Regions from separate parts of the Mus musculus genome. Here region 2 is linked to region 1. The links are chromatin loops, found by intact Hi-C in ENCODE. Cell type or tissue: left cerebral cortex. All regions are shown on one strand. Each heading gives the region's core, and the rest is flanking DNA. Links, peaks and the distances in the headings are about the cores only. Region 1 holds the start of Fzd5 (frizzled class receptor 5). Region 2 overlaps Akr1cl (aldo-keto reductase family 1, member C-like).

Region 1 (15,338 bases), core at 5,554-8,053:
GGATTCTGGGGTTTTGTGTAAGGATTTACTGTCAAGACTTAGGTTCTGATCACTGGTAAGTGGACAGAAAGATGTAAGAGCCAGAGAGGGAAGAAGTATGTAGCAAAAAGATGTCTTCTGGTCATTTTTGCATGTGAACTCAATTGCAACTGTGGTTATCTACACAAGGCCTACACATGATTAGGCCTGTCAGCATTTCATCATGGAGGGGAAGAGGCCATAAGAGAAGAAATGAGGGGTGAACCATCTATGGCTTATAAGTGTATCAAACTGTCGATTTAAAAAAAAAATTAAAGGGCAAAGTTCTGAAATCTAGTATAAGGAACTCTACCTCATGTCTAGTCAGCTAAACCCAAACAGTAAGTTGCGTCTAGATTTAAACTGGGTTCTAGATAAGTCTAGAGTCCTCAGTTCTCCCACTTCTCACCTCCAAGCAGAAGAAACCACAGGAGAACAGATGGCACTCTGCAGAACAAAAGAAATCAGTAATTGTGGCCCGACTGTTTTTGACCAGTCATGGCTAGGCCCACAGCTAGGCTTGCAATCAATGAGCAGGTAACCTCTGGGCTCGGGGGTGGGGGTGGGGGTGGGGGTGGGGGTGGGTCTAAATCAGAAGATATGCAGCCACTCTGCAAGTTACATAGCTTATCTGGACTGCAATTTCTTCATCAATAAAATGGGATAATAACATCCAATCTTCCAGGATTCTTTGGAGAGAAGAAGTACGTGTGTAAAATATTAGCATGATATGCACACTGGGAACACTCGATTCTCACCCGTTGTTCCTGGACTTGTGGTCCTGATTTTGACCACTGTTCCGTTAAGTTATGTGTTCCCCTTAGCCGATGCATACTCACATGCAAGTAGCCTAGTAGCATGTATTCTTTGATTTGACGGTTCCATTTATACAGTGCAATGTGTATAAAACACTCTTTTGCAGAAGGCCCGTGGGGTTCACTTTGTAGCTAAGCTGAGATGGAAACAAAGGTATTTTTCCCCCCAGTGGTTCTTAGCCCTCAATAAAAAATGAGAGTCACCTGGAGAATTGAAAATCAACAGAAACAAGCAAACAAAACAAACCTGAAGACAGTATCTACGGCCCTCAATCAGAAATCCCATTCCACCCGGCCCAAGGTTGAGGGGGTTTCTTAAAGGTCCCTGGGTGATTGTAACACGCAGCTCGGAGCTGTTGATCAATGTGGGAAAGATTAGTACTCCACAACCTTGGGCGGAGGGCCGGAAGGAAAGCTGCCTTTACCTTTTTATAACCTTCACTGTGGTGTGGTGTGGGAGGGGTGAGTGCATTTACTGATGTGTGTGTGTGTGTGTGTATGCAAACGACAGTTTCACTATCAACCCAGGAAAATGGCTCCGGAGTTTGCCCCTAGTTGGTGTCTCTGTCTCTCATCGGAAAGCAGCTGATAAGGTGGGGACAGGCCAGAGCAGAGATGCTGTGGACACGGGAGAAGCTTGTCTGGAAATACCCGTGAGAGTCAGTCTGGCTGTGGACGGCTTGCTGGTGCCCGCACCTGTGCGCACAGGTGACCGAGGTTGCCAGCTGTATGCCCTTTGGCCAGGGCAAGTGACGAGCCCTGCTTTGGCATTCAATTTAGTTCTAAGTGCCAAAGATAACTGGTTACAGCTGGATTGTGCTCAGGAATAGAGTACAAACACCCCCAGAAAAGGGGGGGGGGGAATAGGACGGTGGGATGGACCTTAGAAAAAGCTAGTTAACAGTCAGTCACCCAAGTCTGCGTAGACTCTTCCGGGTACTAAACACGGTTCCCACCCCTTTACCCTACAGATTTAATGAACTTCTGATGCCAACTCTATTAGGATAAGTACTTCAAACTCTCTCCTACAGACATAAAGAAGGGCCCGGTGTTGGCAACAAGTTGCCTGAGTGCGAGAGGTGACTTAGGGCAAAACCAACTTTTGGACTCATACTGTATTGAGAAGTAGGGTCAAGCTCATGTGGTAAGTTCCCCTCAGCAGGCACTCATTCATTAGTCTGCAAGGCTATGAAATAGACTGTTCAAAGTGTGTATATTTGGCACACCATTCCCACCTTAGTTATCATTATTTTCAATAGTGTACAGAGAACCTGGTATGGTGGCCTGGGTCTGTAACCTCAACAGTCAAGAGATAGAGACAGGAAGATTCTCCAGAGTTCAAAGTTAAATTTCATAGTAAAACCCTGCTTAAAAATAAATAAATACATAGCCTAAAAAGTAAATAAAAAGTACATAAAGGCAACCTGTTCACCTATTCCTATAGCATTGGGAATAATAATGCATTGTAAAAAAAAAAAACCATAGATACTATGATTACAGAATTGTAACTATTCCCCCATGATAAAATAGAAAAATAACATATTTTAAGCACTTAGACTCTATAGGATGCCAGACATTTAAAAAAAACAAGATAAATAGCATTATTCTCCAAATTTTCAACAATGAATAAATATATCTTGAACAGTAATCTAAGTTGCTTCCTATGAATTTGAGTCTGCAAAAATATTTTTAATATAGCAGCTATCAGAAGTGTGATATTTAGTTAAGTGGCTTTATGGGGGGACATCTGAGCAAAGCAATAGATGACAGTTGGTAGAGTTTTAAGTGCTTAAGCGTTTTGTCTTTGGAGCTGAGCATGGTAGTGTACCCGGTTAATCCCAGCACTCAGGCAGATGATTTTGAAGCTAGCCTGATCTACAAAGCAAAGTTCCAGGCTAGCCAGGGCTACAGAGTGAAACTCTGGCAAAAAACAAAACAAAAAAACAAAAAACAAAAAACAAACAAACAAACAAAAAAACCACCACAACAAAAACAAAAGCACCCCCCAAAAACCCAACCAACCAACCAACCAAACAAACAAACAAAAAAACCCAATAAAAAATGTTATCTTCGGACTGATGAGATGGCTCAGCAGGCAAAAGAGCTTGGCATGCAAAACCATTAGCCCGAGTTTAACCCTGGAACCCGGGTAGAAAGAGAGCTCTGACTGGCACACAGCACCATGGCATACTCGAACCAGGATACATACCTACAGTACTAATAACAAATAAAATTGAATTTGAAATATTTGTATGGGCTGATAGAGTGTCTATCTCAGTGACTGAGAACTTGCGTAGGATGTGCAAGACCCTAGGTTCAATCTCCAGTGCTGCACACACACAATTGGTACTTTTAAAAAAAGTATTCTAATTGTTTGTATAATAAATTGAACCTCAGAAGAAAAATTTTGCACTTTAAAGGGAATTTTAATAATTAAGTTTAAAGCTGGGCGTGGTGGCACAAGCCTTTAATCCCAGCACTCGGGAGGCAGAGGCAGGCAGATTTCTGAGTTCGAGGCCAACCTGGTCTATAAAATGAGTTTCAGGACAGCCAGGGCTATACAGAGAAACCCTGTCTCAAAAAACCAAAAAACAAACAAACAAACAAACAAACAAAAACAATAAAAATTAAGTTTAAATTAAACTATGTATTTACTGTGTGCACATGTTCATGTGGGTGGGTTTATTCTTATGTGCGCAAGCTCACTTGGAGGTTGGAAGCCTGTGGTGAGTGTCTTCCTCTGTTGCTTTGTGAGACAGGGTCTCTTACTGAAACGGGAGCTCACTGATACCACTGGACTGGCAGGCCAACAAGCCCGAGGAATCGTCAGTGCTGGGATTATTGGCATTCACCATTTGCAGCTTTTAGTGGGTGTTGGGAGTTCTTATGCTTGAGAGAACGGACTTTTTGATTGAGCCGTCTCTCTAGGCCGGAAAGAACTCTTTAAATTGATTAAGTACAAATTGTATATGTTTATGACTACATCCTGCTGCTTAGATATAGCTATGTCTGCTGGGATGGTTAATTCAAACTATTTTAGCATATGTAACACATGGGTCTTTTTTCTTTTGTTTTCTGTTTCTGTTTTTGTTTTTTAAGTTTCCTGTAACCCAGGCTGGCCTCCAACTTGATCGCAGTCGATGATGGATGACTTTGAACTTCTGACCTTCCAGGCCCCACCTCTTAAATCCTGGGATTATAGGCATGAGGACAATGCCTAGTTTTAGGTGGTATTGGGAATTGAACCTGGGTCTTTGTGTTCGATAGGTAACTAAATGAGTTGCATTTCTAGCCCACATACTTATCTTTGTGTGTGTTGTGATAAGAACACTTAAAGTCTACTCTTAGTAATTTACAATTGTACCGCATTGTTATTAACTGTAATAATAATGAAGTATAAGAAATATCGACTGCTACCCTTTTTGTGGACTAGTTACACCCAATAAACCCAATGAGTTGTTCTGGTGACAGTTTCTGTATATGATTATTCCAAGCATTAAACGAGGCAAAATATTTAGCAGCCTGCCTGAGGTATGTTAAGTACTCAGCATACTTTAAAAAAACTATTCTGTTTTTAGATTTATCTTTAGGTGTATGAATGTTTTGCTTGCATGCATGCATGTGTACCAGGTCTATGCATGGCAGCCATGAAGGGTATAAGAGAGGAAGGACCAGCTCTCCTGGGATTGTACAGATGGTTGTGAGCCACTGTGTGGGTACTGGGAACTGAACCCAGGTCCTCTGAAAGAGCACACAATGCTCTTTAACTGCTGAGCTCCAGCCCCAATCAGCATATCTTAAAATAACCTTTAAGTAATATATGTGGGAAAGCAAAAACTAAAACAACACACACACAAAAAAAGATACACGTTTACTTTGTCACCTTTTTTGGATTTTGTTTTGAAACACAGACTGTCAGTGTAGCCCAGGTTGTCTTCAAACTCAGAATCTTCCTGCTGTCCCCCTATAGAGTGTTGGATTTAGAGGTCTGAGCCACCACACCCAGCCAACGTTCCCTTCCATTACTACTGTAACTACTTGGGATCTCTAAGCAAAAGTCAGATTTTTGTTGTTAAGGAAGGTTGACAGAGCAGTAAGACAGTAATGGTCTAGGCAGAACCAAGTGGAACAACCCAAGGTTCCTGGGTGAATTCCAGTGTGAGTAGTTTACATTCTCCAACTTCCAAATAATTTTTATTATTAGCCAACACTTGTCCATCGCAGCAACATACACAGCACATAAAGTGTAGCAGCCTCCCTTGGCATGTCGGCAGGCTGGACATACTTTCCACTACGGGTCCTTCCTTATCTGACTGGTGTGCTATAGTTTTTCACCCCTCCAATAATTCTTAGCCCGGGATGTTTCTAGACCCCGAGGGCCAAGCAGTTACTAAGAACTAAAGAGATTAAATTCTAGGGAGATAGAATAATAAAAGAGGTAGAATTCTAGGGAATGAAGCAATATACATTATAAACATTTAGCTGTGATGTCTGAGATTAAACACGGAGTTTCATTAGCCTCCACAACGCCTTGCTGATAAACTGAAGATGGCTTTTCAGCCCGTACAGACGGCACAGAAGACAATAACAACCCAACAGATCTCAGTCAGTGAGGCCAGTTCAGAGTCCTTCAAGTACTCCTATGCCCTCCCCTACTTCAAATCCCTCCCACTCCCCTCCCCCAGCGGAAGGAGGAGTGAAGGAGCAGTCTACAATTTAAAGCCTCTTCATAAGCGTGTGAACGAATTTCAAGCATGCTAAACACCTCGGTCTCCCAGCCTAATTAGAACTCGTAGAAGAGAGGCATTTGTGGGACATTTAAAACTTGGAGTATACTAACCCATCAGGAGAGCGCCACTGCGTGTCCCTGCGTTGACTGTGCGCAGCAGGTCTTTTCACGGTTCCCACTGCCCCAGTACGCCCCGGTTATCCGGTCTCAACCTCGCCAGAGTGCACAGCAGCCAACCCTGGGGGACCAAGCACCCTGAGCTGTACACTGCTCCAGTTCAAGAGTTTTTCTCTGTGGGCAAATTCGGATCTGCCAGGGATTATAAACCGCAACTGCTAAGGACTAACGTCTCTAGAGACTTCCAAAACTGGAAAGAAATTCATTCTCTTGTCACAAGGACAAGATTTTGTTATATATAAAAGGGCAAAGCCTGGGAAATATCGATATTTCTAAGGGAGGGGTGAGTGGTAAAGATTGTGAACTCTGCTGCCCAGCTTCTGGTTTGGGATTCCAGGTCAGAGCGCCTATTGTGTGCCAGGAGCTCGCACAGGGAGGGGCACAAGTTTGTCAACGTCTCTGCTGTCTTGTTAGCTCAGCTGTGTAGGTCAAGTTCTGAGGTGTTCTGGCCTCAGAATCCTACGGTATCCAGATCGCGTATCAAGGTGTAAACGATTAACTAACACGAGGTTGCTCATTAAGTACTAGCACGTCTGTCACCTAGCACAAGGCAGCTTAGAAAGAGGACAGGTGGCACAACCGAATTGACCTCTCATCCCTTTAAACAAGCGCCAGACCTCGATAAGGACACTCAGCTGGAGAGAGGTGGCCTGGTGGAGGCCCTGGAAGCCGGCGTTCAGAGAACAGAGCCCTCAGGAAAGTGAGCACCATCCTGGTGAACCACCGCAGAGAACTCCAGAAGGACTTGGGGCCAGGTTTCCCGCCCGGGTTCTCTGGGAGGACTCATTAGCATTGACCCCGCCCTCGTAACTTCCCGGTCCACTATTGGCCGACGCTCTTCCGCTGCCCGCTCCGGGCGGGGCCGCGGGGCGCTCGCGGAGAGGCCAGGACAGCGGGGCGGTGGGCGGGGACCCGGAGAGCGATTCGTGGGACGGCCCAGCTCGGGGCAGGGCGGGAGGGGGCGGGAGGGGCGGTCCCGGGGCGGGGCCTCCCGGCGGGCATTAGAGGCAGGTGACCCGGGCGGGGCGGGAGAGGGCAGTCAGCCTGCGGCCGCGACTTGTCCTCTGCCGTCGCGCACAGCTCGGAGCTCCCTGGAGGTGGGCGAAAGAGTGCGAGAGCGCGGGGGAGGAGCCGAGCGGGGCGCGTCCCGAGAGCGCCGCCACCGCCCCCCGGAGTCTGCTGGAGCGCGGAGCCCCCTGCAGGGGAGGCGGCGAGCGGCTGGCGGGACGCGGCGGCGGGTGCGGACTATGCAGTCCCCGCCCGACCAGCGCTGGCTGCTCGCTGTGCTGTGAGGTGGCGGGGTCCCCTCCGGCTGCCGCACCCCTCCGCGCAGTTCAAGTGCTGCCCGGCGCCCTTGCCCTTCGTCCCGGCCCCGGGACGCCGGTGGAAGGCACGGCCTGCCCCTGCCTTGCTCTGCCCGAATCATGCAGGGGGCCCCGAAGGAAGAGAAGGCGAGTGACCGGCCCGCGCCGCCCATGGTCGAGGGGCGCCCTGCTCTCTGAAACGCCCTCCACCTGCTGCCATGTGTCGCCGCCACAGGTACCTAGCTTGTCGTTAAACTTTCCCAGCTCTGGCCCGATTCGGAGTCGCGCGACTGAGGAGCCCGGCTGGTCGCAGACATCTGCCGCCCAGCAGGATCCTCCGAGGTGAGAGCCCGCGTCTTCCCAGTTCACCCGGTTCCTCTGCCCCCATCTCGGGGACTGAGCTCTCTGGCCCCAGGCACAGCCTGCAGGGCCGGGCCAGAAAAGAGAGGCGGGCGCGGGCAGTGGGGTGGAGGGGGTGGGGGCGTCTGAAGTTTGGTTCTAGGAGGAGGGGAGGAAAGGAGTTAATCTTGAGATTGGAGCTGGTTTGCGGAGACCAAGTGGTTGGCGCTCCTCTAAGAGGAGTGGTTGCGATTTTTCTTTTCCCCTACCTTCTCTTTTAAGAGTTCTGTCCTTGGAGTCGGAGCCCTAATCATCCCTCCAGCCCTATCTGGTGTGGAACTGAGTGCTGCCGGCGGAGGCAGCGCCTTCCAGAAACAGTTTATCTTTGGACGGATTTCTTTAAGAGAAAAAGAAACCAACAGGTTGCCAGCCCGGGCGTCACACTCAAGACTCCGGAGAGGGAAGCCCCGGCCGCAGATTCGTCGGCCAACGCAGACCCTCTCAGGCAGCGGGAGGCAAAGGGAAGAAGGAGACGATGGCTCGACCCGACCCGTCTGCGCCTCCCTCTCTTCTGCTGCTGTTGCTGGCGCAGCTGGTGGGCCGGGCAGCGGCCGCCTCCAAGGCCCCGGTGTGCCAGGAAATCACGGTGCCCATGTGCCGAGGCATCGGCTACAACCTGACGCACATGCCCAACCAGTTCAACCATGACACGCAGGACGAAGCAGGCCTGGAGGTGCACCAATTCTGGCCGCTTGTGGAGATCCACTGCTCACCGGACCTGCGCTTCTTCCTGTGCTCTATGTACACGCCCATCTGTTTGCCTGACTACCACAAGCCGCTACCACCGTGCCGTTCCGTGTGCGAGCGCGCCAAGGCCGGCTGCTCGCCGCTCATGCGCCAGTACGGCTTCGCCTGGCCCGAGCGCATGAGCTGCGACCGCCTCCCTGTGCTGGGCGGCGACGCCGAGGTTCTGTGTATGGATTATAACCGAAGCGAAGCCACCACCGCGTCCCCTAAGTCCTTCCCGGCCAAACCTACACTCCCAGGACCACCAGGGGCGCCATCTTCCGGGGGCGAGTGCCCCTCGGGAGGCCCATCCGTGTGCACGTGCCGCGAGCCCTTCGTGCCCATCCTGAAGGAGTCACACCCACTCTACAACAAGGTGCGCACCGGCCAAGTGCCCAACTGCGCGGTGCCCTGCTACCAGCCGTCCTTCAGCCCGGACGAGCGCACATTCGCCACCTTCTGGATTGGCCTGTGGTCTGTGCTGTGCTTCATCTCCACGTCCACCACCGTTGCCACCTTCCTCATTGACATGGAACGATTCCGCTACCCTGAGCGCCCCATCATCTTCTTGTCTGCGTGCTACCTGTGTGTGTCACTGGGATTCTTGGTGCGCCTGGTAGTGGGCCATGCCAGCGTCGCTTGCAGCCGTGAGCACAGCCACATTCACTATGAGACTACCGGCCCTGCGCTGTGCACGGTTGTCTTCCTCTTAGTCTATTTCTTTGGCATGGCCAGCTCCATCTGGTGGGTCATCCTGTCGCTCACCTGGTTCTTGGCGGCTGGCATGAAGTGGGGCAATGAAGCCATCGCAGGTTATGCACAGTACTTCCACCTTGCTGCCTGGCTCATCCCCAGTGTCAAGTCCATTACGGCGCTGGCACTGAGCTCGGTGGACGGGGACCCAGTGGCTGGCATCTGCTATGTGGGCAACCAAAACCTGAACTCACTACGAGGCTTTGTCTTGGGCCCACTGGTGCTGTACCTGTTGGTGGGCACGCTCTTCCTTCTGGCAGGCTTCGTGTCACTCTTCCGCATCCGGAGCGTCATCAAGCAGGGTGGCACTAAGACGGACAAGCTAGAGAAGCTCATGATCCGCATCGGCATCTTCACCCTGCTCTACACGGTGCCAGCCAGCATCGTGGTGGCCTGCTACCTGTATGAGCAGCACTACCGGGAGAGCTGGGAGGCAGCCCTCACCTGCGCGTGTCCGGGACCGGACGCTGGCCAGCCACGCGCCAAACCCGAGTACTGGGTGCTCATGCTCAAGTACTTCATGTGCCTGGTGGTGGGCATCACGTCGGGAGTCTGGATCTGGTCCGGCAAGACTCTGGAGTCTTGGCGGCGGTTCACCAGCCGCTGCTGCTGCAGCTCTCGGCGGGGCCACAAGAGCGGTGGCGCTATGGCCGCAGGAGACTATGCGGAGGCCAGCGCCGCGCTCACCGGCAGGACCGGGCCGCCTGGCCCCACCGCCGCATACCACAAGCAAGTGTCCCTGTCGCACGTATAGGAAGGCCTGGAGGCCGAGGCCCAGGGACAGTGCTGGAAGTTGAAGGGGGCAGTTGTTTCGCTTGGTAGCTTTGTGAAGGTCACTTCCGTTTACCTTCTTGGTGCTGATGCCCCCTCCCAGAGTGGCTTGGAGAGGAAAAGGGGGCGGTTTCAAGAGATTACCTGTCCCCAGTCTTCTACAGGGGGCTCGGCTCGCAGGGCAGTGGGTTAAGTGTATTCTAGTTTGCATTTCTTACTGCTTTCTTTAGAAGTACCTTGTTTTTAATTTATATGTATTTTAAGTTTTAACTTTGTTGCATTTTGGCAACAAAATTTACCTTTGCTTTGGGGGCTACATAATCCTCAAATTGGCATTGTAATGAGGTTACTGTTGGTTCAGGTTTTTTTGGACTGTGTGGTCTAAATTAGGAAAATATATTTCCTATACGTGTCTTTTTTTTTTTTTTTTATAAATGTGAACAGTGAAAGGCTGCTGTGAGTGGGAAGGTGTGGAGTGTGTGTGTGTGTGTGTGTGTGTGTGTGTGTTTTAAGGTAGTTTCTTCTTACAGTGCTTAAAATGTCCAGGACACTTAGAGGCCAGAGGCCATCTGCTCTTTCTGTGTCTAGCCCCCTCAAGTCCTCTGTGAAAGTAGACCATGATGTGGTTAGGACCATCCCTCACATGATAAGGTTAGAGTTTTGTGAGCCTCCTTAACCTTGCTCAGCAAGCGTTGGGCTCTTGGCAGCCGAGCTGCCATCTTTCTCATCCCCGATAGAGCCAGCCGCCCTTGTCGTGTCTTGAATAAGTTAGAGGAGGCATTATAGAGCGGACCTAAACATTTGCCTTGGAGCCTGAGGGATGGGGATTGGCTGAATGTGAATTCTGAACTAGTGAGGTGGTGAGCCTTCTGCTGGAGAGGGTGGCTCTTAAGATGCTCCAGAGAGCCCCACCCCCACCCCCCACCCCCGAGCTTTTGAGAATAAAAAATTAGGCTACAAATTTCAGTAAAAATAAATTCACTCCCTTTTTCTGGAAGTAGTTAGGACTCTTTGCTAAAGGGGGCTCTCTTTTAGATTAAAGGACAAAAAACGGATATGCTTCCAGTAATTAAAGTAAATTCCCATTGCTTCGAATCTGCGGCTCCGGCCCACCTCCTTTATCATGTTAAACAGTCCTCCTTGCTTTTCTTATTCCTCCTGGTGGAGAGTGGTGATTAGAAACCACACCCACCCACCAATGAAGTGCTCAGACTGGGGGAGGGAGGTTAGTTACCTGGGAACAAACCTTGGCTCAGGGGGAAAACAAATGGCCCTGAACTCAAGGTTTAAAGCCAGATAGATATATTCCCCAAAGCAGCTACACCATGCCCTAGTAGCCTGAAAACCAACAAGACTCCTAACTTAAGCTTTGTAATATGGGGGCTACTGTAAGTGTAAAGCCACTGCTGGAGAGACCAGGTTTCTTTCCCCCCCCTTTTGAGAGAGCCTGTATAGTGATGGACACCCCCTTACCCAGTTTCCCTGCTATTAGAAGAGTCTGTTTGCTTTCCTAATCTATTTAACTATTCATTCACTAAGAGTGTGGGGCCATTACTGGGAAGGAAATGGCAGGGCGTACCAGTGACCAAGGCAGAGCGGGGACTGAATTTAGGGATCTAAAATGGCCAAGCCACTGAAATGTCACCAAGCTTTCCTAGAGAAACAGCTGGAGTCTAGGCATCCCGATTTTCTTTTGCAGCAGCTGGGGGGTGGGTTGGGGGTAGGGAGAGTTAAGCCTGAGCCAGCTTTATGCCCCAGGGACTGAGTGGAAAAAAGCGTAGTTCCCACTGGGAATGTAAGCAGTCAGAGGGTGTTCACATTTGTAAAATACTCTGCCCTCGCTCACTGGAGTCAGAATTAGAATTTCAGTGGCTTCCACAAGACCTTGTACACCTAGATGCAGGACTCTGTGAAGGTCTTATTCCGATGCCCTTTTCCTTCCGGGAACCTCAACACACTCACTGGCTATGCACCACTTCTGTTTTTCAAATGAGGTTCTTTTCTTATCACCTTGCCCTCTTGCCTTGTTTAGCATGGTCTTCCCAGAATCTGCTGCTCCCTCCCCACCCACCCCCCCTCAGTCTGCTGTGCATAGTTAGGGTTGTTCCTCTCTCACAAAGAAAATCGAGAATTGGACATACAGTGTATCTAAAAGTTGTGGGGTGGAGCGGATGAAAGTGATTTAATTCATCTTTTTTAGAATGATTATTTTTTTCCATCTAAGCAACATGCCAAAGCTGTAAAAAAAAAGAATGATTAATAATACCCTTTGAACAATACAGCAGTTGAAGTGGGCGCAATGCTAGAGCTGGAGGCCGGGAATGCCTTTGGATGGAGCTTCAGAGGCCTGGAGTTTTCTGTCCTCTGCTCCCCTCTCCCTTACCCTTAGAGAGACAAAGCGCACCTGCTTCCCTGAAGCCAACAGGAGTTTCTAGCCAGCCCTAGGGGAGGGAAGAGGGAAGCTGCCTTCGGATGACTACCCCCTCTTCCCACCCTCTTCCCACCGCACGTTTTCCTCCACTTTGCATATCTGTACTGATAACAAGAAGCGAAATGAAAAGCCTTGGGGGAGTTCAGCAACTTGTGCACCGCCAGCCTTGTGTAGCTGAGAGGACTAGGGTTGGTCTCAGATCCAGGGCGCGTGCCTTTGGCCACCTCACTCACCTCTCAACCCCTGGGATGCTTCACAGATTAGAGAGTGAGGATTTAGGTAGTTTAAAGAAAGAAGCAGGACCTCAATGACTCCGATGGCCAGATATTAGGAAGGCTTTTTGTTTTTTAAATTTATATAATTTCCCTCCTCACATTTTGAAGTTGTCTGAGTTGGAAGAAAATCCTTTTTCTTGGTGCCTTATTGGTTTCTTCTTGCAATCCTTTTTGTCACAGTTTCCTGTGATCATTACCAGTGGCCAGGGCCAGTGTGTGTGCGCGCGCGCGCACGCTTGCCTTGTGTGCACTTGTGCGCATGTACAAGCTTAAATAATGTGCGGATGGCACTGGTTCTAAGTTGGTATTCATTAGGCTGTTCCCTCCTGGGCCAGGGCAGCACTAATCTTGACACCGGCTGCCAGGAGAAAACATCATGGATCATACACTGAACCTTAATAACAGCATCAGTGACCTGCACCGGCGAGTGTGGCTGGGAACCCCAGAGCTAGGAAGCACGGTTGTATATTTTAATGAACTGCTGCCCCTGCTAAGGAAGCTGCTTTCACTTTTGTGCTCTATCTACAGAAAGACCCAGGGGGGTAGGAGGGACAAAGCTTTGAATAAGTGCGTTCTAACACTGGCAAACAGGACTGAGCACATCACAAATCCAGGCAGGTGTGAGGTACAGCGGCTAAGAATTGTCTGCTGCCTCTCTCTGCCCTTTCTTGTCGCCAAAGTCCAATCAAGTGATCCTGGGAAAGAAACAGCCTGGCTTGGGGAGTGCGCTCAGAAGGGAAACCTAACAAGACAGTAAAGAAGGGTAGGGAAGATGTAGCTAACCTGCTTCAGACTCTCAGAGCCTTCTGGTAGTGTGGTGACAATCGCAGGATTGATTTCATCCAGGATAGTGTCTGTCTGTGGTACATAATTTTAAAAGAATATTAATTCATGTTGTTACAAACTATGTATAGTATGTATGTTTTGTGGGTGTGTATATACGTAATATATATTATATATATATATATATGAGAGAGAGAGATTTAGTGACTTTTGATACGGGTTGGTGCAGGTGAATTTATTACTGAGCCAAATGAGGCACATACCGAGTCAGCAGTTGGAGTCCAGGGCATTCAGTGCTGTGCATGGTTGGCATACATGTACAGTGCCTATCCCGTGCAGTAAGAATCACCACCGGCATGCCACATCCAGTACTCAGAACTCAGAGCCAGCAATATTTTATTTGTAGACAATCAGCTTGAATCTATAGATTTTATGACTGGCAAATGATTATAATCCTGAACCCATAACGCTCGCAAAAGGAGACCCAGAGCGTCTTGGAGAGACGTTTGGTTTGGTTTTGTGCCTGGGAGTCAGTCAGTACAACAGCAACTGTATGTGCTTATGTTAGTCTCAAGATCCTTAACTTGTTGACCTTATTATTTTGGAAATTTTTTTGTATTATATTTGTGGGAAGGTAAAATAATGATTTTAAGATTTTTATCAAATATGGAGATTAGTTATTTATGAAAAACAAAGAAATGTCTATTTTTGTTTCTTTGTTCCCAATTAATGTAGATAACTTTTTAAAATGCATTAAAGCAATGGTGAAGAAAATGTAATGGAGGCGTTGAGTCTTTCTTGTTACGGAGAAATGCATTGGTTTCCAAGAGTAACTGCGATGCAGACTCCAGCATGGTCACCACAGGTCTCAGATGTCCTGAAAGTATAAGCAACTGAATTTTCATCAGTAAAATTGACCAAACTCTAATTGCAAAAACAACTGCATATGACCATTCCCCCCTCTGTGCTTCCTGGGTTTCTCCTGTCTGTGTGGGGCTTGCTTTGTTCACTTGAAGTGGAGGGAGCTCCATTGAAGAGCAGGGGTGTGTCCCGGGTATGCTTTGTTTGATGGGTATGTGTGCATGACGCTTAGTCTGTGAGTCTAGTTTGGGGGGTGGGGGGTGGCAGCAACTCCCAGCACAGCTTATCCTTCAGGCTTCAAATACCGTGTTGAGCTTAAATAACTTTAAACCAGGAGCTGCGAGAGGACCTGGATCCATTGAGAATGACACCCCTGGATAACTTGGATGTCAGACTCTTTACTGCCTTCTACTTGTATGCTCCTGACTTGGCAAAGTTCTAGTGACTCCCTAAGGTAACCAGTACCTCATTTTGGTGTTCTCCAGTGAGTCTCAGGCATTGTGGGAAAATGTGAGAGAAAGATGGGGACTTAAGGTTTTAAATGTATAGGGAAGAAGTATAATAACGACTAACTCAATGTCAATATGATTGCAATGGACTTGAGTGTATGTGTGTGGGGGCCGGGGAGAAGCATCAGAAAGAGCAACCACGATTCCCACGCACAGGACCTCTAGTCTCCCTCTGTTCTCACGTGAGCTCTCACCCAGTGGAGAAAGGAGAGTCAGACACTGGAGAGAGGGTCCTGATATGTTGGAGGAAAAGTAGGTCCCCCAGACCATGGGCAATAAGACCCCCTCCTTTAAATGTCTCCACCAGAGTTGTTTAGTTTGTAAAGATGGAAACCATGCTGAGGAGAATGGCTGAGTGTATGGACTGAAGATACGGACAGGCTGACTGTTGGCTCGAATCCCAGCTCAACCTGTTAGTATTTCAGATTTATCATTTGTGTCACATAAAATAAATGAATCAGTTTATCATTTGTGAAAAGGAGAGAAAAGTCGTACTTATATTTGGTGGTTCAGAATATTTAAATGGTTAGATCTAGGGGATTTTAATGGAAAGCCAGGAGTCCTCAGCTGTCCCTGGTGTGTGGTGAGGAGGAATAGAGGAGTGCTTTCACAGAGTCTGCATGAGAACCAGCTGGGGCTCTGCCTGCGAAATGCATTCCAGGGATCTGAGATTTAGTTGGCCCTGGGACTTTAGTGGGTTTCAGATTTTTTAATAAAAAGTCCCCCCCCCCCCCCAAAATTGTTTCTCTGTTTAGTCCTGGCTGTCCTGGAACTCACTTTGTAGACC
Region 2 (15,338 bases), core at 6,847-9,346, 270 kb before region 1:
TCTGTTTCCCTGCCATGATGTTCTTTCTCTCTCTCCTCTCTCTCTCTCTCTCTCTCTCTCTCTCTCTCTCTCTCTCTCTCTCTCTCTCTCTCTCTCTCCCCCTCCCTCCCTCCTTCCTTCCCTCCCTCCCCCTTCTCCTCTCCTCCTCCTCCCACTCCCCCTCCTCCCTCTCTTGCTCACAAGTCCTACCCCATCCCCCTGCCCAGTCATTGGCTGTCTGGCAATTCTATATTATCAATCAAAGCCAGCTAGGGGCAGGGACCCTCAGGTCCTGAGGACCTGAGCCAAAAATAAGACAAAGCATTAGAGCCAACCCCCAACATGCCTCAGCAATGTTTTTACTTTTTTTGAAAAACTTTTTATTGATTCTTTATGAATTTCACATCATGCACCCCACCCAAATCTCAATCATCTCCCTTTCCCTTCATAGCTGCCCTCTCAACCGCCCCAAAATAAAATTGAAAATAATAATAATACAAAACGAAATCTCACTGTGGAGGCTGTGGTGTGTCACAGTGTGTCAAACACACACACACACACACACACACACACACACACACACTATTTTGTTCACACATCTTTACTTATGAATTTTCATTGCAATGAGTCATTGGTCTGGTTGGATATCTCTGGCTTCTACTACGCTATCAATACTGGCTCCTCACCTGGACTCCACTCAGATAGCCTGTTGTTGTCCTGCGTCACGGAGGTCCTGCAGGACCAGCCCCTTTATACACTCCAGCAGCTTGTACATAGTGTAAATGTTGTGGTGGGTCAACTCAAAGTCCTAGGTCTGGGCCTGCGTGGTAGCTGAGTTAGTCAGCTCACCAGCTCTCCTGTACAAACACCACCAGGGTGAGCCCCTCAGCACTGCCCCAGCTAGCTCACCAAATGCCACAGCAGTCAAGGAGCAGGGCCAGCTCTCCTGCTCACATAATCTCAAACCAGACCACCCACACCTTACCCAGCAGGGCCAGCTCTACTGTACTGCCCAGGTGAGGTGCAGGCCCCACTCTCTGGAGTGCTGTAGCTAGCAAGTTGCTAAGCCAATTCTTCCAAATGCTATAACCTGTGAGGGGTGAGACCAGTTCTGCCCAGTTCTTGGACATCAATATGGTCCCAGGCAGCATCTCAGACCAGGGACACCCACATGGCCTTTGGTGGTAATGTGAAACCCTGATGCTCTATGGCCATGGACTCAGACATGGCCCTCAGCTGCAGCACTGCCAGGACCTCACTCTGGCCTCAGGCAGCAGGACAGGCTATCCCTCCACCCTCACTTCTCCAGTTCTGCCTTTTTTCATAGTGCTTAAACCATTCCATTTCTCTTTCTCTCCCATCTCTCCACAGCATACTTCCACATTTGTATTGGCGAGCACTGTGGGCCAGCCACACTGTGGGCAGGCGTGGGGTGGGGGGAAGGGGAGGGGAGAAGGAGGGAGGGTGGGCCTCTGGGTGTCTTCAGTCTGCCTGCACAGCGACATCTCTGTTTTTACTTTTAAAAAGAGGATTCTTGTTTGCAGTTGAGATTTTTCCATCCGTACAGACTTTTCATTTCAGCATCTTCTACTCGTGAACACTTCTTTTTCATAGTCATGTGGAGTTTTCTACAATCTGGTACCTCTCTATCTTGTCCACCTACAGGTAGAGTGTCACCCTTATCTGAACCAGAGCAAGCTCCTGGACTACTGCAAGTCAAAAGACATCGTTCTGGTTGCCTATGGTGCTCTTGGCAGCCAACGGTGTAAGAACTGGTAATAAAGATTGTAACTAAAGCTGGACCCTGGTGGTGCACACCTTTAGTCCCAGCACTTGGGAAGCAGAGGCAGGGCAATCTCTGAGTTGGAGGCCAACCTGGTTTACAGAGTGAGTTCCAGGACAGCCAGGGCTACACAGTGAAGCCTTGTCTCAAAAAAACCAAACCAAACCAAACCAAACAAAAAAAGATTGTAACTAAATCATACATAAGGCACGTATAAAAATAATTTCAGTTTTACAATTCTGAGTTTTTTTGTTTTTAATGAAGTCAACAAGCTCAAAAAGGAGGGGAAATCGACATCTGAAAATATTCCAGATGGGTCATATTTAAGAGTCCTGGGTCTAGAGTGAACACATCCATTTGTTCTATAATCCTCCTATCACATCAAATCTTGACCTCAAGCAGTCAATCTTCCTTTTCCCTTCAGGATAGAGGAGAATGCCCCATATCTCTTGGAAGACCCAACTCTGTGTGCCATGGCGGAAAAGCACAAGCAAACTCCGGCCCTAATTTCCCTCCGGTATCTGCTGCAGCGTGGGATTGTCATTGTCACCAAGAGTTTCAATGAGAAGCGGATCAAGGAGAACCTGAAGGTAAAGAGCAGGCTGTGGGCATCGGGGCTCCTGCAGTGTCTCTCTTTCGAAAGCCTCTGTGTGAGCTCCCAGTTGAGTGTCTGTCCCTGGCATTCCCTGGGCATGTGTGCTTCATGTGCACCCATGAGCATTTTCCTTTCTACAACAGCATTCTGGATTCCTGTCTGTAAAGGATTAAGATTGGCCGGGTTTCAGCTTTAAGTTAGCCATGTGCTCTGAAGCCTTATGCAAGCCAAGACCTGTCATTCAATCCCTGAAATGAAGGAACTGGACCATGTGATTTTCAACCCACATCAAAAAGTCATGTTGTATGTCCTTGATGCTCACAAAGAATATTCAAATGCTGACCCACTCTGTATATTGATTATCTTTATTTTCAAGTAAGAAAATACTGTTGCCTATAACAGTTGTCCAGTCAGCCAATTTCAATATACAAGTTTAATATAAAATGAAATAAATAAATTGATGCTTTTATCCCCAGTTTCTCCCTCTGGAGTCTCTCTATGCAATCCAGGCTAACCTCAGACTCACTGTCTTCTGCCCCCTGAGAGCTGGGATGACCAGGTGTGCTCCACACTCAGTGTAGGACTGGAAACTTTTCCTGTCTAGGCTTAAAACTGCCACCTGTTGTTGTTTTCATTCTCTAGGGACCATTGTAAATACAGATCAGGTAAACCTCAAGCAATGGGAAGACAGATGCCACCCAATGCTGGCAAAACTCGTTTTGATGGCTTAGTAATGAGAAAATCATTTTAATCCTTAAAGTGTTACACATTTAAATGGAGACATTCTTTTTGAGGCAGCTCCTGAATCCTCTAAACAAATTATCATTGACACTTGAGAGATTTCTGATGACATAAGAAAGGGAATTTTCACGTTCTGATCACTCATTGGTTGGATATACACAGCCAAGGGTATCCATGAAAATGATTGCTATCTCATATATGTTTAAAAAGTGGTCATTAGATTCCTCTAGACCTTGCATGAAATTTGTCCTATGATCTTTGCATATGACAGACTTGTTTCTTCTCCAGCCTCTTTTGAGTTCTGATTTTTGCCTGGAGTATTGTGATTTCGATATAGTACACATACTAATACATTTGCATTCAACATTCATTTAGAATTCATTAATAGTTTTATTTGATCTTAGCCCAAAGGCTGGGAAGCATTCCATTAATAATTTTGAATCTTTTTTCTTGTTTTTATCTTATGGAAGCTGTTGTCCCACACCTTTCAGTCTGATTAGCTTGTGCTTTTCAGATCAGCAAATATGTGGTCATACTAAGATCTGTCTCCTTATGTTACAGGTCTTTGAGTTCCACTTGCCAGCAGAGGACATGGCAGTTATAGATAGGCTGAACAGAAACTACCGATATGCTACTGCTCGTATGTAAGTAACCTTGGAAAATACATCACTCAATTCATTTTCTGATGGTGAATTTAATATGATTGTTAAGAGTTGCCTTAAGCCGGGCAGTGGTGACACAAGTTGCCAGCACTTGGGAAGCAGAGGCAGGCAGATTTCTGAGTTCAAGGATAGCCTGGTCTACATAGTGAGTTCCAGGACAGCCAGGGCTATACAGAGAAACTCTGTCTCAAAAAAAAAAAAAAAAAAAGAGTTCCTTAATACCGGGTATTGGGGTAAGTGTGAGATGGGAGCTTTTGGAAACTCTGGTCCCAAATCCTTCACAGAGACCTGTTACATTAACAGGGTGCCTGCAACCAGGGTTAACATGGATTACCACACATGGGCTTCTGTATTTATTATTATACCACAGACTTCATATCAGCTAATATTGCTGACTTCATACCAACATGTAAACCACTATATTTGACAACTATATGGTAGATATGTAGCGTGGATTTTACTGTAGCCTGTTTAGAAGGGTCCAAAATTTTAAAAAAATTTTTATCACTTTATATTTGAGTTGTTTTTGAAGTGTGGAGTCCTAAAAACTATGCAATGAGTTTCTTTGACGTGAAAGTATATCCCATAATTCTGTCCTTTTTTTTTCTAAATTAAATATAGTGTTTTATGAGATGGACGGTGAGTTAAAGCTTAATGAATTATAAATTTGGGATTACCAGTACTAAATTGTACTTACATACATACATATATATACATGTATACTTACATATATACATGTATACTTACATATATATATAATACATCACCAGTTCTCAACTTGTGTGTCACACCCCCTTTGGGGGTCAAATGACCCTTTCACATGGTTGCATATCAGATATCCTCCATATCAGATATTTACATTATGACTCATAACAGTAGCAAAATTATAGTTATGAAGTAACAACAAAATAATTTTATGGTTAGGGAAGAACTCTATTAGAGGGTCGAAGCCTTGGGAAGGCTGAGAACCACTGGTCTGCACACACATATCTGTAGAAATGTTGAACCACTGGTCTGCACACACATATCTGTAGAAATGTTGTACACAGTCACAATCAGATTCTGTTTGCACTGAGTGCTTGGAGTAAGAAGGGATGGGCTACTGCTTCAGCAAACTGGTGATGCAGTTAATGGAAGAGAGTACGTTTGTACATTTGAATGCCCAAGTTCCGTTACCTTCCAAGCAGGGGAACAAAAGTGAAATTTTGTTATGACTAACAAAATGTTTACTATGCAGCCATTTTGTGGCAATAAGACAGATTATATAGCCAGTAAATAGAAACATTCTATTGTGGTAATGATCAGGAGAGTCATTCCTTCTACAATCTGAGCCCGCACTACCGTTTCAGTATTTCTGCTCACCCCAATTATCCATTTTTGGATGAATATTAACGCGGAAGCCTTTGTTGTGACATCGCTCAGAGGGAGCAATGTGGGAGATGCTGTGGATGTTGATCAGCATCACCTCTGGTCGACGTCGACATCACCGTCAACCCACACTGAACTGGATGGAGAGGGGTGGCCATGGTGTTTTGTGATACTTTGAAGACAATAAAGTTTTGGTCTATGAGGTACATGTAACCACCATGTCTTTTATTTGTATGGTCTGTTTCCATCTGAGTCACTGAAGTAAACTAGAATTTGAGTGTTGACAGGGAAGGGAGTGAGCAGCCATCTTGCAAGGATTAGCGGTTGGGGGTGTGGAGTTGAAAGGGGACTTGAACAGTCCTCTGCTTGAGATGCATGCATATGTTGATAGGTTTACCATATAGACAAAAGAGAACATTCCTCCCAAGAGCCAGAGTTGAGGGTTGAACCTAAAGTCTACGTAAATAAAGGGATTCGTGCCAGTACTGCTAGGAATTAATCAAGAGGCTGAAAACCAAATTCACTGACAGGTGAAAAACTGCTAAATACTTACGCTGTATCCAACTTGCTTAATTTTAGAAATAAACTTGAATTTGATATGCATTATCATTTCAAATATTTTTATTGATTATCATTATTATTGTGTGTGATGAGTGTGATTGTGGGGACATGAATGGCAGCGAGAGGACAACCCAGCGGAGGGGGTCTCTCCTTCCACCATGTATCCCGGGACTGAAGTCCGGCTTGTGTGACAAGCTCTTTTCCCAGCTGAGCCACCTTGCCAGCTCTCTTTCAAATATCTCAAAAATGACACAAGTATACATGTAAAACACAAAATAATCTCAAATTCATTATTCGTGATGCACTATTTAAATGGTAAATAATGCATTTAAGACAAAGTCTTCAAACTTAAACCGTTTGAAAACAGCAAATAGATGTAACAGGACACTTTCAAAAGCCATTAGCCTTTTGCAGTCTCGTTTACAAAAGCGCACAATCATTTTGAATAAATTCAGGAGGATAAAGTTTATCAGCGAGTTTTGAGGCTCTAAACCTTCATTTCATCTTGCAAAGCACAAGACAGTGCCGTGAGCAGTAGTCAACAACAAGGGTTGTTAAGGACATGGGTACTTGTTTTTTTTTTAAGTTATTTTATGTGTATGAGTACACTGTAGCTGTCTTCAGACACACCAGAAGAGAGCATCGGATCTCATTACAGATGGTTATAAGCCATCATGTGGTTGTTGGGACTTGAACTCAGGACCTCTGGAAGAGCAGTCAATGCTCTTGACCACTGAGCCAGCTCACCAGCCGTGGACATAGGTACTTTTAATCATGCCCTTCTTTTGGCAAGTTTTGTCATGTCCCAGAGCATTGGTTCTCAGCCCTTTGAGGTCACATACCAGATATGCTGTCTATCATATTTACATTAAGATTCATAGCAAATCAACAGTAGTGAATTAGCAATGACATAATGTTGTGGTTGAAGATCTCTACGCCATGAGGAACTGTATCTAAGGGTCACAGTGCTAGGAAGGTGGAGAACCACTGTACCAGAGGCTTTCTGAAGCCACCACCCTCAGGAGACACATAACTACCCAACCTGCTCATCCCACATCACATCCATGTACCTGAAGAATCCCTTCCTTAAGTGAGAGGAGGCATTACTTTCACCTGCCCTTGAATCTTGGGTTAGCTTTTAAATTTACTATCTCTCCTGATGACCGCAGATGTATTCATGGGTTTAAGCACCATCTATGGACTGAGAAACCCTAAGTCAGTATCCATAGCACAGCTTTCCCAGATAATACTCCACAGCCTTGCTTCTATGTAAGGGACACCTGGAACTTGGTATTTTTCAAAACAGGCTCCCTTGTATCCCTACTACCTGCCAAATTTTTCCAGTCATGGTATTTGTAGACTTTATGAATGATATTCAGTCATTTTACCCAAAAGATTGGACTTTGTATATTTTTACATTTTACTTGTACTCAAGAGATCTGAGTAAAAAAAAAAAAAAAAATCTTAGAATGCATCAGAGATCTTTGTAGCTAACTTAGATACAACACAAACACACAGACTTTGAGGCAAAGCACCTACAGTTGGAATATTATCAAAACTTTCATTTTGATACTAACTCAAAATACCTATGAGTAAATTTAACATTGACTACAGAGAAAATAATAAGATATTGAAGACAAATACTAAGATTTGAACAAGTGGAAGAACATGCTTTCTACCGCTGTAGTAAGGAAAATTGCATACTGAAATAAAAATGTACATAAAGTAATATATACTTTCATACAATACATTTTATAATCTAGTAGTCTTGTCTTTAATAGGATATGATTTACATCAGACGTATACAAAACATTAATGAATAACAGAAAATTTACAAAAATATAATGGAATCTTTTTTCACTGGTCGTGACCATTCTCGGTTCAGGGGACTTATCTGAGTGGACATGAATACCTGACACCAGGGAGTTTAAGTTGCCTTTGGATCTATTTGTCATGCCCACAGCAAACAAGCCTTTGTGAGGTTAAAGAACCCAAAGCCTTCCCATAAATCAGAATGTCTGAGAACATTAGAAGGGTTGGTTTTGGTTTTGGTTTTGTCTTGTTTTTTGTCTCGGAGACAGGGTTTCTCTGAATAGCCCTGGCTGTCCTGGAAATCACTTTGTAGACCAGGCTGGCCTCGAACTCAGAAATCCGCCTGCCTCTGCCTCCCAAGTGCTGGGATTAAAGGTGTGCGCCACCACCGCCTGGCTACTTTTGTTGTTGTTGTTGTTGTTGTTGTTGTTGTTGTTGTTGTTGTTTTTCGTTTGTTTCTTTGTTTGTTTTAGAAGGTTTATTACATGAACACAGTTCCCTGAAACAGCACCATTGTAGGAAGCACGAGAAAACCACTAGGTGGCGCTAGAAACCTCCCACTATAGGCAAGCATCAACGCTGCTTTCCCACTAGAGGGAAACAAGTAAGTTTGGTGACCTTATGATTCATGCTCACTCCGCTTCTCACAGGGCACGGTCTGGAGATGTCTAAACTTTCCAGATATGTCTTGGTAATTTGGAGTTTACGTGAGAAAAAAATCAGTGACTGTTTTGTAAATGTCACAGCTCTGCTGCATAGAGATTAACATCCTGATTAATACAGCCCACCATGTGGGGGGTCAGCACCTGTTTTGGCAATTGGTATACCTGGGAAATGAATATAGATCAAGGAAAGCTGAGGCCTGGGTTGGGAGGACACATATTTCCATCACATTTAAATGAACCATAGTAAAGATATATTATAAAAATAGTTAACAATAATGCCTCCAATCAGAGAGCTAGATGCCCCAGTTTTGTGGGCAGGAACAATGGAACAAATTCCTCATGTCTGGGGAAGTGCCCAGGTTAATGTGACAGCGGGACCGCAGAATAAGTTACATTTATATATGAGAGCTTTTTAACCAGTCTTTGATTGGGTAGTGATATTACTTGTGCCTTTTGTGTTATTGGGTTCTGCACGCTCAGATTTCTCAAAAACCTACTTTTAATAAGGGTTCTCAAACGCTTCAACCCCCGCTTCTAGTCCACCATCCAAACGTAGGAGAGAAAGGATGGTAAATAGAATAAGGGTGTGTGGACCTGTTTAGAAGTTGTTCTTTGGGGCCATTCCAATCTCTGTGATCAGGGAACCAGCATTCCAGTTTGGTAGTATCAGGATGCCAAACATGAATCAGCGGCAGTGGCATCGCCTAGCAGAAACAGCCAGGCCTCTCTCTACCAAATCAGCACATGTCAGTGGGAGTGACCAGGACCAGCTGGGACACCAGAAGACGTTCCCTGCCATGCTTCTCTCAAAGAAGTGAAAGTCAGCAAAGACGTGAGACCAACAAAGTGTTACAAGGCTAACTGCGAGCCCGCTGTTACTGTCTGGTGAATCCTGTTGATACTCTCTGCAAACATCACATGTCCTCCCACAGGTCTTACCTCAGCAAAACACCATGTGAGTTTGTATCGCATCACATCAGGGCTCTGGAAATGTCAAGAAGAGCTACGTGGGGCCTTTCCTCAGAGTCTAGCCAGGGAGTCTGATCCATAACTGATATCAAATGTGTTGAGAACAAGCAAGAGAGACTTATCCTCAGTACTACCATTTTGTTTTCAGACTCCATTTAACGGACAAACTGAACTTAAGCTCTCAGGCCCTAGGGCAGCTGGGGACTCCCCAATAGGCTGCACAGCTTCTGTTATAAGGAAACAGTTGTCTGCGTCCAGACATCTCAAGGACAATGTCTCCACCTTGCTGGCAGGGTCAAACAAGTTCATATTCCCAGTCCCAGGGACCAACTTCCATCCTGATTAATGGAAACTCCCTCGCTCAGCCCCTCATGTCAAAATACAACCAGGCAATGCTATAACCCACCCTATTCCCCCATTGCTCTGTGGTCTTATTCTTTAAATATGCTGTATCCCTTCCAGATGATAGTCCAGCTGTTCTGCGGCCCTTATCGATTAGTAAAGGCTTGATGACAATAAATTTCTGTCATCTGCATTGACCTGGTGTTTGAGTTCTGTTGGATGCATGATGGATTTAGTGAGACCACAACTAACTGCGGTTACTGTGAAGCGTTGTGGAGACACAGGGCAGGAAACATGTGGGCTCCCCTTGATTAGGTATGAATTCTGGGAGGGAGATTTTCTATTTCGCTATAAGATAACTTTTGAGATGTTTCATAAAATATGCATGAGAATATAACAATAGAACAGAAGGACATTGATGCTGGCACCATGGCAACACAAGGGAGAGTGTGGTCCACAGTGGGCAATGTGGCTGTCAGCATAAAGGGGCGAGTGGAGGCAACAAGCAGACGGGACACTAGGAACGTAGAACCGAATGCCAAGAACTTCCAGATAATGAGGACCCGTGGAAGGCTTCTAGCCATCTTGGTACACTTGGACCGTGCCTCCTTATGGACAAAGAACTGGTAAAGAGGAGGAAGGGACCAAGCTAGACCAGGGAGCCTGGGAGCATTTGCAGAGAGTTAAGCCAAGGGCAGCGGCACTTGTCCCATTAAAAAGGAGGCAGCTGGCTCTAATTCCTGCCTCACAGTCTCAGGAAATGGAGTGTAGGGTGGCTAGTCACAGTTACTATGTATGTTTACGGTGTAGCACAGACCTTGGAAACAAAGTACTCCTTGTAGGCTCTTACAGCTTCTGAAGTTTCTTGTGTATTGTATTATTAGCCAGTCAGTGTAGTATTCTCCATTTCATAGATCAGAATTGAACTTTTCTTTAGTGTCAATGCACTACAAATAACCACTTTCTCACTTTTTAAAGAACTCAATTCTGCAGTTTTTGTTCCCATCATAATACGAACAAAGTTATTGAACTTTCTTCCTGGGAACCAAACTGACAATGAAGGCTTGATATGATCTGGGAATAAAGTGGTCCCCAGATGGCTCACTATTGGAGAGTTGACCACCAGGAGGTGATGCTATTGGAGACTATCTGGGGCTTTATAAAAGGGGGACCTACCTGGAGGAGGTGAGTTTCTGGGGTGGGGGATGGGCTTCTTATTGTTTTGGGTTGATCTCTGTTCTCTCTCTGCTTCCTGTCTGCCCCTGGGTGGGCAGCCTACTCCTCCACCGGCTTTTCCCACCACAAAAGATTGTAACATCTCAGTTCATGGACTCAACTGAGCCTCCCTCCCTTGAGTGGTTTATGTCAGAGATTTTTGTCATAACAGATGTACAGGACACCAAATTCAGCAGCTCTTTTCCCTAAAACTGTGTGCTAGTTTTGTTTTGTTTTGTTTTGTTTTAAATGAATCTCTTATTTTCTTGCATGTCTGTTCAAGTCTTTCTTTTAAAATTTTTATTGCTTTAAAAATATTTTTTAGGAACTGGAAAGATGGTTCCGAGTTTAAGAGCACTGACTGCTCTTTCAGAGGTCCCCAGTTCAATTCCCAGCAACCGCATAGTGGCTCACAACCATCTTTAATGAGATCTGGTGCCCTCTTTTGGCCTGCAGACATACATGCAGACAGAACTCTGTATATATAATAAATAAATCTTTAATAATATTTTTTTTAATTTTTAATTATGTCTGTGTGTATGAGTCTGGATAGGGGTGTGTGTACATGAGGTGTCCACGGGCAGGGATTAGATCCCGCCAAGACTGGAGACACAGGCTGTTGGGAGGAACCTAACCTGAGGAGCTGGGAACTGGGCTCAAGTGCCCAGCTATGCATGCTGTTAACCACTGACCCAACGCTCCAGTTTTTAAAATTACATTTTTATTTACTATTTTCATGTGTGCTTACGTATGTGTACCCACCTGAACAGGACGCAGCACACATGAGAACCAGCTTCAGGAATCAGTTCCCTTCCTCTACCGTGTGGGTCTCAGGGATCCAGTTCTGGCCGTCAGTCTTGACAGCAGGGATCTTTCTTTACTTGTTGAGCCAGCTCTCCAGATTTTTTTTTTAACGGTTAAAGTCTTGAAAATACATTTCTCTCTCTTTCTCTCTCTCTCTCTCTTTCTTTCTTTTTGTTGTTTTTTGTTGTTGTTGTTGTTGTTGTTGTTTTTGTTTTTGTTTTTCAAGATAGAGTTTCTCTGTATAGCCCTGGCTGTCCTGGAACTCACTTTGTAGACCAGGCTGGCCTCGAACTCAGAAATCTGCCTGCCTCTGCCTTCCGAGTGCTGGAATTAAAGGCGCACAACACCACGCCCGGCTGAAAATACATTTTCAACTTCAAAAGTTTTCTAGTTTACATTTTGAACAAGAGTGAAATTTTGATGGCATTTTCAATCACTTAATGTAAAATTAAAACCAAAGACAAAGGTGAGTGCTTAAAATAGAAACCTAGGGCTGGAGAGATGGCTCAGCAGGTAAGTGCACTGACTGCTCTTCCAGAGGTCCTGTGAAGTGGAAACTTAGGGTTTTTTTGGCGAGTCAGTTGTGTCAGATGGTGTTTTGCTGGGGCAAACACATGAAGGAGTGTTTTCCTGAAGTGCATACAGGTGAAAGGATATCTTGCTAAAGCAAGCACGTGAAAGGATGAGTGATGAAGGATTCTTTGCTAACAGCACATCATGTATTGTTTCACCTTACAATGAACTGCTGAGCTCCGTTTGTTGTGACTCCATAGAGAGAAATGCACCAAAAAACCTCTGGGGTGTTCTAACGGCTTCTTGCCAATTCCTCAGACTCAGGCTGATTGGCAGAATGATACCAGCTGAAACAGACTCACATGGAATTTTGCTAAGACAGACCCACATGCTAAGGCAATACACGTAACAAGGCAAGACCTGTGGAGGACACGTGATGTTTGAAGGGAGTATAAACAGGACTCAATGGACACTGGTGGAAGCTGGCTTGCATAGCTAGCTTTGCAACACATCAATGGTTTCATGTCTTAGCTGATCTTCACTTCATTGAGAGAGGCACAGCGAAGTCTCCTGTTGTAATTGCTCCTGCTGACTCGGCCGATTTGGCGGAGGTCTGGCTGTTCCTGCTAGGTCATGCCACCGCTGCTGATTTGTGTTTGCTCTCCTGACACTACTGACCTGGACTGCTGGTGTATTCATGAAATGTTTGCTACTGCTGCTGTCTTCTGGGAACTGAACTGCCGATTTCCTGACAACACAGATTGGATTTGCTCCAAAGAACAATATCTAAACAGATCTATTTCCCCTGTATCCTAATAATCTTTCTTTTCCACTACCTCTAGTGGGCAATGGGCTAAAAGGGAAGTTAAAGCATTTAAGAACCCATATTAAAAGTAGGTTTTTAGGGGCTGGAGAGATGGCTCAGCGGTTAAGAGCACTGATTGCTCTTCCATTTTTCCTGAGTTCAAATCCCAACTACCATATGGTGGCTCACAATCATCTGTAATGGGATCTGATGCCCTCTTCTGGTGTGTCTGAAATACATACATACATACATACATACATACATACATACATACATAAATAAAACTTAAAAAAAAAAGTAGGTCTTTGGAAAAATTGAAGCCTACACCAGGCTCAATAAGATAACCTGGAGCTGTTTTCTGAAGGCCACTACCTTCCCACTTATGCTCTCCCATGTTAGCATCACTTGCAGAAACAGACCCCGTTCAAGAAGAGGCTATCATCATTATTTGAAGTACCAGATAGCCGACAAAGCATCATTTCTGGGTATGTCTGTAAGGGTACTGTTAGGGTCCAAGAGTTGCTGAAAGAAGACCCCAGACTCAAATAGTATGCAAAAGATCATTTATTTTGCAGAAATTGCCAGCATGCAGAGGTCAACTGTTCATCAAAATGGCAATGACCTGAAGGGTTCTCTGGTCCCCTTTTATGCAAACCTATGAGAATTTTCTAGAAGGGCTAGGTAACCTCTAACGTGATTGGTAGGAGCAAAGCAGTGACATTAGTACAATTTTGATTGCTTACTATGTCAGTTGCATTATATTTGGTGAGACCTTGAATGATTTCAGAGACCAGCTCGGCTCTAGCCTCCTTATCTCCTCCAGCCGAGTGTCCCTGGAGCTGGCTCAGCTCCGGAGCTATCCTCCCTCCTTCAGGGTAATCACTGATTAAAGACCCATTGTCAGTGACTTTCTCTGAGGAGCCCAGTTGGCTTCCTGGGAAATTGAAGTTTTCCCAATTTCTCAGTGGATCTCTCAGTACTACCCAAAGAGACTGGCATCTGAGTTAGTGGACAGAGTCAGAAGATTGCTCTTCCCAGTGTGGACAGGCACTGTCAAAGCCACAGGATGCCTGGAGAGACTGTTGTAGGATAGATGAAAGTTCGCCCTCTCCTTCTCCCTCTCAAGTACACACCCTATCGATATGGAGACTCATCTCCTATCCTGAGACATAAAAAACAAAAAAACAAAAACAAAAAACTCCAGGTTCTCTGGCCTTCAGACTCCAGGACTCACGCCAGCAGTCTCCCAGGTCATCAGGTCTGCAGACTTGGACTAGACCGTGCTATTGGAATTTCTGTTAGGAGTTATGTATAGTTTTGGTTTATGGTATATTCATGGACTTGGAGCAGAGCTGAATCCAGAGAAGGTGCTCAATGGTGCTTTAATGGGTGGATGAATAGAGTGGATGGATGGATGGATGGATGGATGGATGGGTGGATGGATGGATGGATGGATGTGTGGGTGGGTGGGTGTGTACATAAAGGAGGTTATGAGATCCTAACAAAGGAGCAAAAGTGCATCATGCTGTTATGCTCAGGGGTCATCAGGAGCCACATTATCAGTGGAGCTGTCTTAGTTAGGGTTTTATTGCTGTGAAGAGACACCATGGCCAAGGCAATGCTTATAAAGAAAAACAATTTAGCTAGCATACAGTTTCAGAGGTTTAGTCCATTATTGTCATGGTGGGAAGCATGCCAACATCCAGGTAAACAGGGTGCTGGAGAAAGAGCTAAGAATTCTACATCTTGATCCACAAGCAGCAGAAGGGGGCTGTGTTCCTCACTGGGTGTAGCTTGAGCATAGGAGACCTCAAAGCAAGCCCACAGCCCACCCACAGTGACACACTTCCTCCAAGACCACACCTACTCCAGCAAAGCCATACCTCCTAACAGTGCCACTTTATACAGTCCCAACATTCAAACATGAGTCTGTGGGGAGACAAACCTATTCAAACCACCACAGGAACATAGGCTATAAGGTAAGGGTTAGGAGAAAATGAAGCTAAACAAAAAAGCTAGAGCCATCACTTGAAGCAGATGCGTACACACGCTTCTGTTCTGAATACAGCAAAGAACTACGGCCTCCAGTTTAAGTAAAGCAGTAACGTCACATTAGCAAGTAACAAAACCACAGCCCAGACAGAAGATGAACGTGGGGAGAAGCACAAAAATCAGGGACTCCACTTAAGAGTTGATTCCTCTTTCTAGCTACATGGGCTACTCAATGCAACAGATTCCTTCCGTTTGAGCCTTGGCAGTCCTTAGGCACACATTGTATCCGCTGAATGAGCGTTTCTTCTTGCCCTCTTATGCATCCATCATAGGCAATTTGGTGCCAATTGCCTTCTACCAAATTTGTCAGATTCGCTAGTGTACCTCCACAAAGGGAGTTCAGGCAAGAGAAGACTATTGGCCTCAGTCTAAAAGATTCCAATGGACTTGTATTGACAGTGTCCCTCGTGGCTCTCAACAAAATGCTCCTCAGCAGAAGTGCAGGCAGGAACTGACCTCAAGTGGGCTGCTG

The links. Peaks named below come from ENCODE experiments on the same cell type or tissue, not always from the same donor. Only the 100,000 strongest peaks of a DNase experiment are listed, where the experiment ranks them.
Region 2: it touches region 1 in a loop (2.6-fold over the local background); 2 of 42 quality-filtered maps call a loop at or near these places.

What each region holds. Positions count from the first base shown.
Region 1 is chr1:64,729,180-64,744,517 of GRCm38, reverse strand. Fzd5 (frizzled class receptor 5) reads left to right here and starts at 6,768. Exons shown (of 2, transcript NM_022721.3): 1 at 6,768-7,385; 2 at 7,665-13,960. The coding sequence starts at 7,918. The coding sequence ends at 9,675. In left cerebral cortex, for the core only: a CTCF peak has its summit at 6,933 (motif pointing left); DNase peaks (open chromatin) are centred at 6,683 and 7,794; H3K4me3 peaks cover 2,500 bases.
Region 2 is chr1:65,003,081-65,018,418 of GRCm38, reverse strand. It overlaps Akr1cl (aldo-keto reductase family 1, member C-like), which reads left to right. Exons shown (of 10, transcript NM_027582.4): 7 at 1,645-1,754; 8 at 2,187-2,352; 9 at 3,660-3,742; 10 at 5,110-5,341. The coding sequence ends at 5,152. Among named protein-coding and RNA genes, the nearest start is that of Gm24788, 9.3 kb to the right of the region's middle. In left cerebral cortex, for the core only: a CTCF peak has its summit at 8,062 (motif pointing right); a DNase peak (open chromatin) is centred at 8,058.